3 separate regions of the Mus musculus genome follow, and regions 1 and 3 are each linked to region 2. Evidence: chromatin loops called from intact Hi-C (ENCODE). Cell type or tissue: heart. All regions are shown on one strand.

Region 1 (2,500 bases), 73 kb after region 2:
GTAGCCATGGGTGACCTTGAACTCCTGGTTCTCCTCTCCACCTTTCACATCCCAGGGGCTCAGAAACACTGTAATTGTTACACATATATGTGGTTTCTTCCTGGGTTTTGCTGAGTTGTATTTTTTTAATTTGTTTTATTTTATGTGCATGAATGTTTTATTTGAAGACATCAGATTCCCTGGAAATGGGATTATCAATGGCTTGTCTCCACGCCTGGCCACACTGGGGTTTTAATTGGCTGTAAAGAGTGAGATCATGTCATTTGCAGGAAAATGGCTGGAACTGGAGATCATCATGCTAAATGCAATAATTAAGACTCAGAGAGACAGATGTCAGGAACTGAAGAGATGGCTCAGTGGTTAAGAACACCGGCTGCTCTTGCAGAGGACCCAAGTTCAGGTCGCAGGGTTATTGCTCCAGTTCAAGGGGCTCCAATGCCTTCTTCTGACTCTGACTGCACTGCATGCACATGTGCTCAGACACTCACACATAAGAAAAAGTAAGTACATCTTTTAAAAATAATATTAATAGCTAAAATAAAAATATTTCAAATACCAAGTACTTGTGAGGAAACAGAACTATTGATGAAGCCAAAACTTGTACAGCTACCCTGGAAAACAGTTTGTCAAATTTTTAAAAGTTGGGGTTTGTTTGTTTGTTTGTTTGTTTATGAGGGTTTTGGAGGGGTTGTTTGTTTGTGTTGTTTTGTTTTTTGTTTTTGTCTTTTTGAGACGGGGTCTGGCCACCGATATCTGCTTGCCTCTGCCCTTAGGCTTAAAAAAAGAGAGAGAGAAACAGAGAGACAGAGACAGAGACAGAGAGACAGAGGGAGAAGATAAAAATTAGGAACCTAAATGTCCAAGAACTAAACATATCACGATGTGAGCAGGGAGCAGAGAATTTATACCACAGCAAAAATGAATCAAGCTAATAGAGCTGGAGCCCCAGCGTGGACAAAGCAAACATAAGCCCAGGTGGGAAACTAGTGCCGAAAGAATCGTATGGTTGTTATGTTTAAATTTTAAACTACAGGCAAGGAAAACGCAGCTCCTCCACACGTCATTCAAAGATCCAACACAGGCGCCAGCCTCAGTAAGCACTCAGAGTCTTTGCCTCTGGCTATTTGTGGGGTGAGGTTGAGGGAGGGGAACTTCAAGCCCAACTGATTAAAAAAATTGTTTTCCCTTTAACTAGAGGGTCCATCTTTGTTTTAGTCTTTTGTCATTTCGTGTGTCTTAAAGATTGCGGAGTAGAGCGACCAGCAAACCCGATTTAAAAACTGAGGAAATGGTTAGAATAGCTGACTGGCCCTAGATCGGGACGTAGGTCCCACCATAGTACCAGGTCACTTGTCTCAGGAGACGCAGAGTCATTCTGGAAGTGAAGGGAAAGCTGCCTCCCTGAGGACAGGCTCGCTGCCCCACCCTTCCTTTGTTTCTCCAGCGACGGGAACAGCAAGCTGGTTGCCCCCACGTGGAGCGGACTGGGACAGGGTCAATGGCTGCGTGCCAAAAACTGTACAGACTCTCTCTCCTCCCTCTTCTCCCCTCCCCTCCTCTTCTCCCTCCCCTCTTTTCTCTCTCTCCTCCTTTCTCCCCCCTCTCTCTCCCTCTTTCTTCCTCCTCTTTCTCTCCTTTCCCTCTCGATCCTCTCTCTCCCTGTTCCTCCGCCTCTTTTTCTGTCTCTTTTCCCCCTCTCTCCTCTCCTTCTCTGACCTCTCTCATTCTCTCTCCCTTCCCTTCTCCCTCACTCTGCTTTTTCGTTCTTTCTCCTCTCTCTTTCTCTCTCCTCTCCCCTTCTCTCCTCCTTCTTTCCTGTCCCTCCCCCCCCTTCCTCTCCCTCTCCCCCCCCTTCAGTAGCTCTGTCTCTGTCACCATGGAGCCTGGGAGCCAACCTGGTAACCTTGGGATCCCCACTACACACACACACACACACACACACACACACACACCCCTGATAGTTGCTGTGGTAGAACCGGTTTGCTCCTGTGACTGAGGCCATCCCCACCAAGGGAGTGGGAGAAAAAGGGCGAGGGGATGTTTCTTTATCCTGCCACTCTTGGACGAATTGACTTCTCAACCAGGTAGCCAAGATCAACAGAGCAGTTTTGAGTATCTCACAGAAAGGCTCGGTGTAGATGTTGGCTTGAGCCAGACTTGTTTTATGTGAACTCATTTTAGCTCCAAAGCAGAGAAGGAAAGTGACCTGGCTACTATCACCCAGTAGTGACCAGAACTTATTACCTGTACATCCTTCAGCAACTTACTAGTCCTGTCTAGGATTTGGTTTTCCTTTCATAAAGTTCATGCATGGTGGTGGTGGGATGGGGGAGGGGGGTTCCCAAAGCGTGTCTGTGCTTATATGTATGTGTGGAGTATGTGTGTGTGTTTGTATGGGTGTATATGTATTTGACAAAGTGTGTGTGTGTGTGTATGGGTGGGGGTCGGAGGAATATGTGTGTGGATGTCTGTATATGTGTGTGGGTGTGTGTATTTGTGT
Region 2 (2,500 bases):
ACATGAACATGTCACTCACTTTCACTTCCACTTTTAGACTCTTTTAAGGAAGCTTTACTTTTTTTTTTTAACCATTTTCTACACTAGCCAAATAAAACTATGCAAAGAAAAGAGCACAGTATCTAAGAGGTTAAGGTAACTTCCTTTTGTTTATAATATTTTTAAAATGAGAAACAGCTTAAACTTCTCTTCCCAACATTGATGGTGTTTAAGCCCTCCGTATAATTTGTTTATAAAGGCACCATAAAGCACACTGTATGCTCGTGAGCTATCTTAAGAAAAGCCAAATCAAACAATATTTCATAGTTTTACAAGTTGTGGCTAATCTGTAGTAGGATGTAAGTGTACACCATATTTCTGAGGGGATACACATGGGCTCTGAGTAAAGAAAATGTTAAGTGCATACACACGCAGTCGACATTTAAAACTTGCCACAATTCAACATTTGGGAATGGCATTTTCCCTAAATAATCAAATCCACTTGGGATTATCTTATTTTATTCCTTTCAAAACAGAGTATGTTGTTTCACCAAGTGCTTCAAACACATTCCTGCTCCAAGGTACGCTCTGGAGGGGGGAGGGGATACATCTATAGATATAAAAGGTTATATGACCTCCGCGAGCTAATTATTAAATTCATTCCAACAAATCACAATTCAAATTGCATTTCTGGACACTAAGATTACAAAAGATCGCAGAACGTCAAATGTTTAAGGAATTACTTTTGTATCGAAATGAAGAAACATGGTATACTAAAACTAAAATCTCACGCAAGGTACAAGATTCGTCTGCTTTAAAGTTTGATAATCTTCTTTTTTAAAATGTTTAACCAACGTTAAGATAACAGTAATTAATCCCATTCAGGTACTGACTAGAAATCCCGCTGCTTCTTTGAGGTCTAACCACCTCATTCTTTTGTAATCCTGATATCAAAAGGATCAGAAACCACTTGCGAAGGCGTGCGACACACTGGGGAAGTGCTGTCTGTTTACAAATACGAATCTCACAGTTACCCACGTCAAAAGCGCGCAGTACCAGCACCTCTCGACTGGGGGGCGGGGGACAGAGACGGCGGGTGAGCAGGAAACGAAATCCACACAAACCTACCTCTGCTCCCTCCCGACAAGGACAAGCCCGGGGGATGGCGGGGAGGACACGCTGTGTGTGTGTGTGTTTACAAGTGTATATATACATACACATACACAGGGTGAAAGAAAGGCACACAATACAGACAAACACGCACTGGATCTAAGCGAAGGCTAGACCAATCCCGTTAACTCAGATACTCCTACCCCGTCTACAACAGGTTTCGGTGGCCGGACGGGCGCCCCAGCTTTCCCTAAGGTCGGCCCCCCAAAGCCCTCCTCAGGCCGCCCAGGCCGCCTTCTCGACTTCCCTCCTTCCCTCGGCTTTCCCCTGGGACACCAGAAGCCAGTTCCAGCCCAGGAGGAAGTGCCAGGCCCCGAGGGGGCGGCGGAGACGCGCTCCGGCGGCGCGGACACCTGCGAGGCGCCGCACCTGAAGGGGACAAGCTGGGGGCCCCCGGGCTCAGCGGCCGAGCACACCCCCTCGGCAGCCCGCGCAGCGCGGCGGCCCGCAGCCCCGTACCTGAGAAGCCCGCGAGCTACAGGCGCGCGCGACGCCTCCTCATCTCAGAGGCTCCGGCTCCCCCTCCGCCTCCCGCCGCCGCTGCCGCCCCCGTCGCCGTCGCCGCCGCCGCCGTCGCCGCCGCCGATGGAGGCCAGGACACGACGAGCTCAGGACTCCACCGCCATGTCCGCCGCGCCGCGAACTGCATTGTGGGGGGGAAGGGACGGGGAGGGGGAGGAGGAGGGAGCGAGAGAAAGAGGAGGACCCGCTGAGGGGAGGGGGCTGAGGGAGAGTGGCGCCCGGCCGAGGGGGGAGGGGAGTCGGAGGCTCTCCCCAGCCTGGGATCCCGATTGGGATGGGAGGAGATAGCCTCGGAGGCGGGGAGCAGAGCCTCCCAGAGCTGGGTTCAGGGGCTCCCTCTTCTTTAATTCTGGGGATCCCCCCCAAGCACCCGTCAAACCTCGGCGGAGGAGGGGGTAGACCGGGGGGCGTGGGGGGAGGGGCTTCGTTCCGGGGCTCGTGGCGGTCGCCCGGAAACAATGAGGAGGGGATGGAGGTGGGAGGACGGCGCGCACACACCCGCGCTGAGGAGGGAGAGCGGGCGAGCGCGCGCGGGCTCCGATCGGCGCCCGAGCTGGGGGCGGGCGGGCCCCCGAGGGAGAGAGGAAGGGAGGGAGGGAGGGAAAGGGTCGGAGCTACCCGCGGCTCGCTGGCTGGAGCGGGCCTGCAGGGAGAGAGAAAGAGAGAGAGAGGGTCCTGCGGTCCAGCACGCCGACGCCGGGAAGCGGCGCGAGGACGCCGGCGAGCTTAGGGTCGCGTGCACCGTCGCGCTTCTCACGTCAGGCTCCCTGGCTGCGGGCGCCTTGCCTGAGGCCCCCGGGCGGGAAAGGGGGCAGGTTGCCTAGCTGTG
Region 3 (2,500 bases), 54 kb after region 2:
TCATAGACGTTTTTCTGCGCCTGGGAAACGCTGTAGCTTGCTATTGAGATCTCTTGTCACTAACTTGAGATTGCAGCTGCTACCCACGTTTGTGTCCACAAAGAGCTTTTAACTGTCAGCTGCTGGAGATACCGGGCCTTCTTGGCTCCTGCTGCACCTCCAGTAAGGAGGCAATAATCCAGTGACTGACTAGATAGGCAAGCTCTCCTAACCCCCATGCACTGCTGGAATCCAAACCGCAGCAGACTTGTCTCCCACACTTGTCTGACTTTGGGGAAACACTACATCCATTAACCTAAAGTTTGTACGCATCGTTCAGCTATCAAATTGTTTTCCAGCACTTTCCCGTTACAGTCCAGTACTCCCAATTCTACACTAGGTAATATTCCCGTAAAGAAACTGGGGCTCAGAGTGGTGGAGCGATCCGCCTAAGGCCAGGCACTAGAAGCTAATCCTCACAGATTTTTCTCCGCTATCTCCCTATTAAGTCTCTGCGCCCTGAGCTTGAGTTTGAGCGAATTTTGGTCTCAGCCTCAAGAAAACAGGATCCTGCGATCTGAAGCTAACCAGCGCAGAGCAGCTAGGGAAACTGAGGTCCAGAGCCGGGACTCTGCGCCTGCAGAGACGACTGAGAAGGGGGCGCGTCCTGCCCAGCGGGCCGCCTCCTCCCGCCCCACACGGCGGGGTCCCCTCCGCCTTGTCTTTGCCCTCGCCAAGTCGCCACCTCGGGAGTGAACCATGGTTGCAGCTGTGGCGACGGCGTGGCTGCTCCTGTGGGCCGCGGCCTGCGCGCAATCCGAGCAGGACTTCTACGACTTCAAGGCGGTCAACATCCGGGGCAAGCTGGTGTCGCTGGAGAAGTACCGTGGCTCGGTGAGTGACGATTCCTTGCGGGCCTGGCGCGGAGGGGAGGGAGGGGCTCCGTGGGGATGCTACTCTCGGGTGTGCCACAGCTCGGACACCACCCTGCTCATCCCAGCCGCGAGATCGGTGCAACCGGCGCTCCCAAACCCTTGCCCACTCAGGCCTGCGGCTACGTGGCACAGCTTAGGAGCCACCCGCGCTGACTGCGCTCTGCGAGGCTCAGGATCTCACCCGGAAGGTGAATGCCCTCCGCTCTCCGCTTTGCCTCTCCCAAGTGGAAAAGAAACCCTAGCCTTTATGGCCCTTTGCCGGTCCAGTCCAGCTTCTGCTCCTGTAACAGTGGGTCCAATGAGAACGCAGAGAGACAAATGTGCAGTGGAGGGAGTGACCATCAAAAATGGACCTTTTCATGATTCTTAGAATCCACCCTCAGGCCCTGAGAGCAAAGATACAACAGTGGAAAGCAATCCAAGTTGTAAGAGAACCCCCTATACACCCTTCCCATCCTTGATCCTCCTAAGACCCACCCCTTAGAGGGCAGTTGTGATGGAGTTGCTAATGGGCCTGCCCTACTCACTAGGCGAATCACAGTAAGAAGGAAGTGTGTCAGGATTGGGTCTTTTAAATAAAACTTGAGCAAGACAGATCAATCCAGACAGAGAGAGCTGGCCAAGTCCAGACACAGAAGCAAAACAACAAGAAAGGTCAGGGTGGACCAGGGATTTCAGCAGCGGGTACTTGAGAGATACAAACTGCTAGACTAACCGGTGTTAGATGAGGCTGACTGCCAGGGAGACTTTGAACTGTAAAGTTCAGAGACTCTGGTGCGATGAAGAATCTTCTCAAGAGAGGAGCATGGTAGCACACACCTTTAATCCCAGCATGCTGAAGGAAGAGAGTCTGTGAGTTCAAGACCAATTTAGTGTCTATCTACATTGGGCGATCCAGAAAGCCAGGGCTACATGGTGAGACCCTATCTTTAAAAAAAAAAAAAAAAAAAAAAAGGTAATTAATTAATTTTTAAAAATCCTTCAAAGAACCTTTTGTCTCTTGAGTTGGAGTTGGAGATCCTGGTGTGAAGACTGCTATTGAACACTAACTGACTTGTGACCCCATCATCCAGAGTTGGATGGTTCAGTAGGCTTTTCTTGCAAGCAAGAGTATCTTTAGGGGCAAAACTATTCTCAATAGCCTTGTTGTTCTCGATTACACTGAGAGTCCTTGCCCTGACCAGTGTGCTGTAAGTTTCAAGAGAGAAAACAGTGTAGAAACATTAGGTAAGCTTTAGGCGCTCTGTATGGATGACAGGTCTTGTCAATGACAGCATCCAAGACTCCAGACAAACGGCAGCAAAGAGCAAGGCCATTTACTAGTCAGGGAAGGCCTGTAATGAAGGTAGACAGATGGTGATTAAAACACGTTCATGTTTTAATCAAGTTTATAGGGAGAAGAGACAATAAATAAGGCACTGAAAACTGAACCAGCCAATCCCAATAGCAATGAGAGCTTTAAAAAAAGGCCGGGTGTGTGGTGCATGCCTTTAATCCCGGCACTTGGGAAGCAGAAGCAGGGAGATCTCTGAATTACAGGCCAGTCTGATCTACAGAATCTTCCAGAACACTCAGGGCTCTTACAC

The links. Peaks named below come from ENCODE experiments on the same cell type or tissue, not always from the same donor. Only the 100,000 strongest peaks of a DNase experiment are listed, where the experiment ranks them.
Region 1: it touches region 2 in a loop (2.8-fold over the local background); 6 of 42 quality-filtered maps call a loop at or near these places.
Region 3: it touches region 2 in a loop (5-fold over the local background); 16 of 42 quality-filtered maps call a loop at or near these places.

Annotation. Positions count from the first base shown.
Region 1 is chr4:108,386,737-108,389,236 of GRCm38, reverse strand. All of the region lies in intron 1 of Gm32297 (a long non-coding RNA gene), which reads right to left. It also overlaps a transcript of Shisal2a not described here. Among named protein-coding and RNA genes, the nearest start is that of Shisal2a, 4.3 kb to the right of the region's middle. In heart, a CTCF peak has its summit at 1,469; a DNase peak (open chromatin) is centred at 1,426; H3K4me3 peaks cover 1,360 bases; H3K27ac peaks cover 2,375 bases.
Region 2 is chr4:108,459,309-108,461,808 of GRCm38, reverse strand. It overlaps Tut4 (terminal uridylyl transferase 4), which reads right to left and starts at 2,399. Exons shown (of 31, transcript NM_175472.4): 1 at 2,170-2,399; 2 at 1,609-1,792. In heart, a CTCF peak has its summit at 1,074; DNase peaks (open chromatin) are centred at 1,048, 1,888 and 2,478; H3K4me3 peaks cover 2,500 bases; H3K27ac peaks cover 1,708 bases.
Region 3 is chr4:108,404,916-108,407,415 of GRCm38, reverse strand. Gpx7 (glutathione peroxidase 7) reads left to right here and starts at 703. Exons shown (of 3, transcript NM_024198.3): 1 at 703-873. The coding sequence starts at 739. Gm32297 (a long non-coding RNA gene) reads right to left here. Exons shown (of 6, transcript XR_003955247.1): 5 at 1,630-1,841; 6 at 869-1,300. In heart, no CTCF peak of the experiment used is centred here; DNase peaks (open chromatin) are centred at 995, 1,095 and 1,395; H3K4me3 peaks cover 1,617 bases; H3K27ac peaks cover 1,993 bases.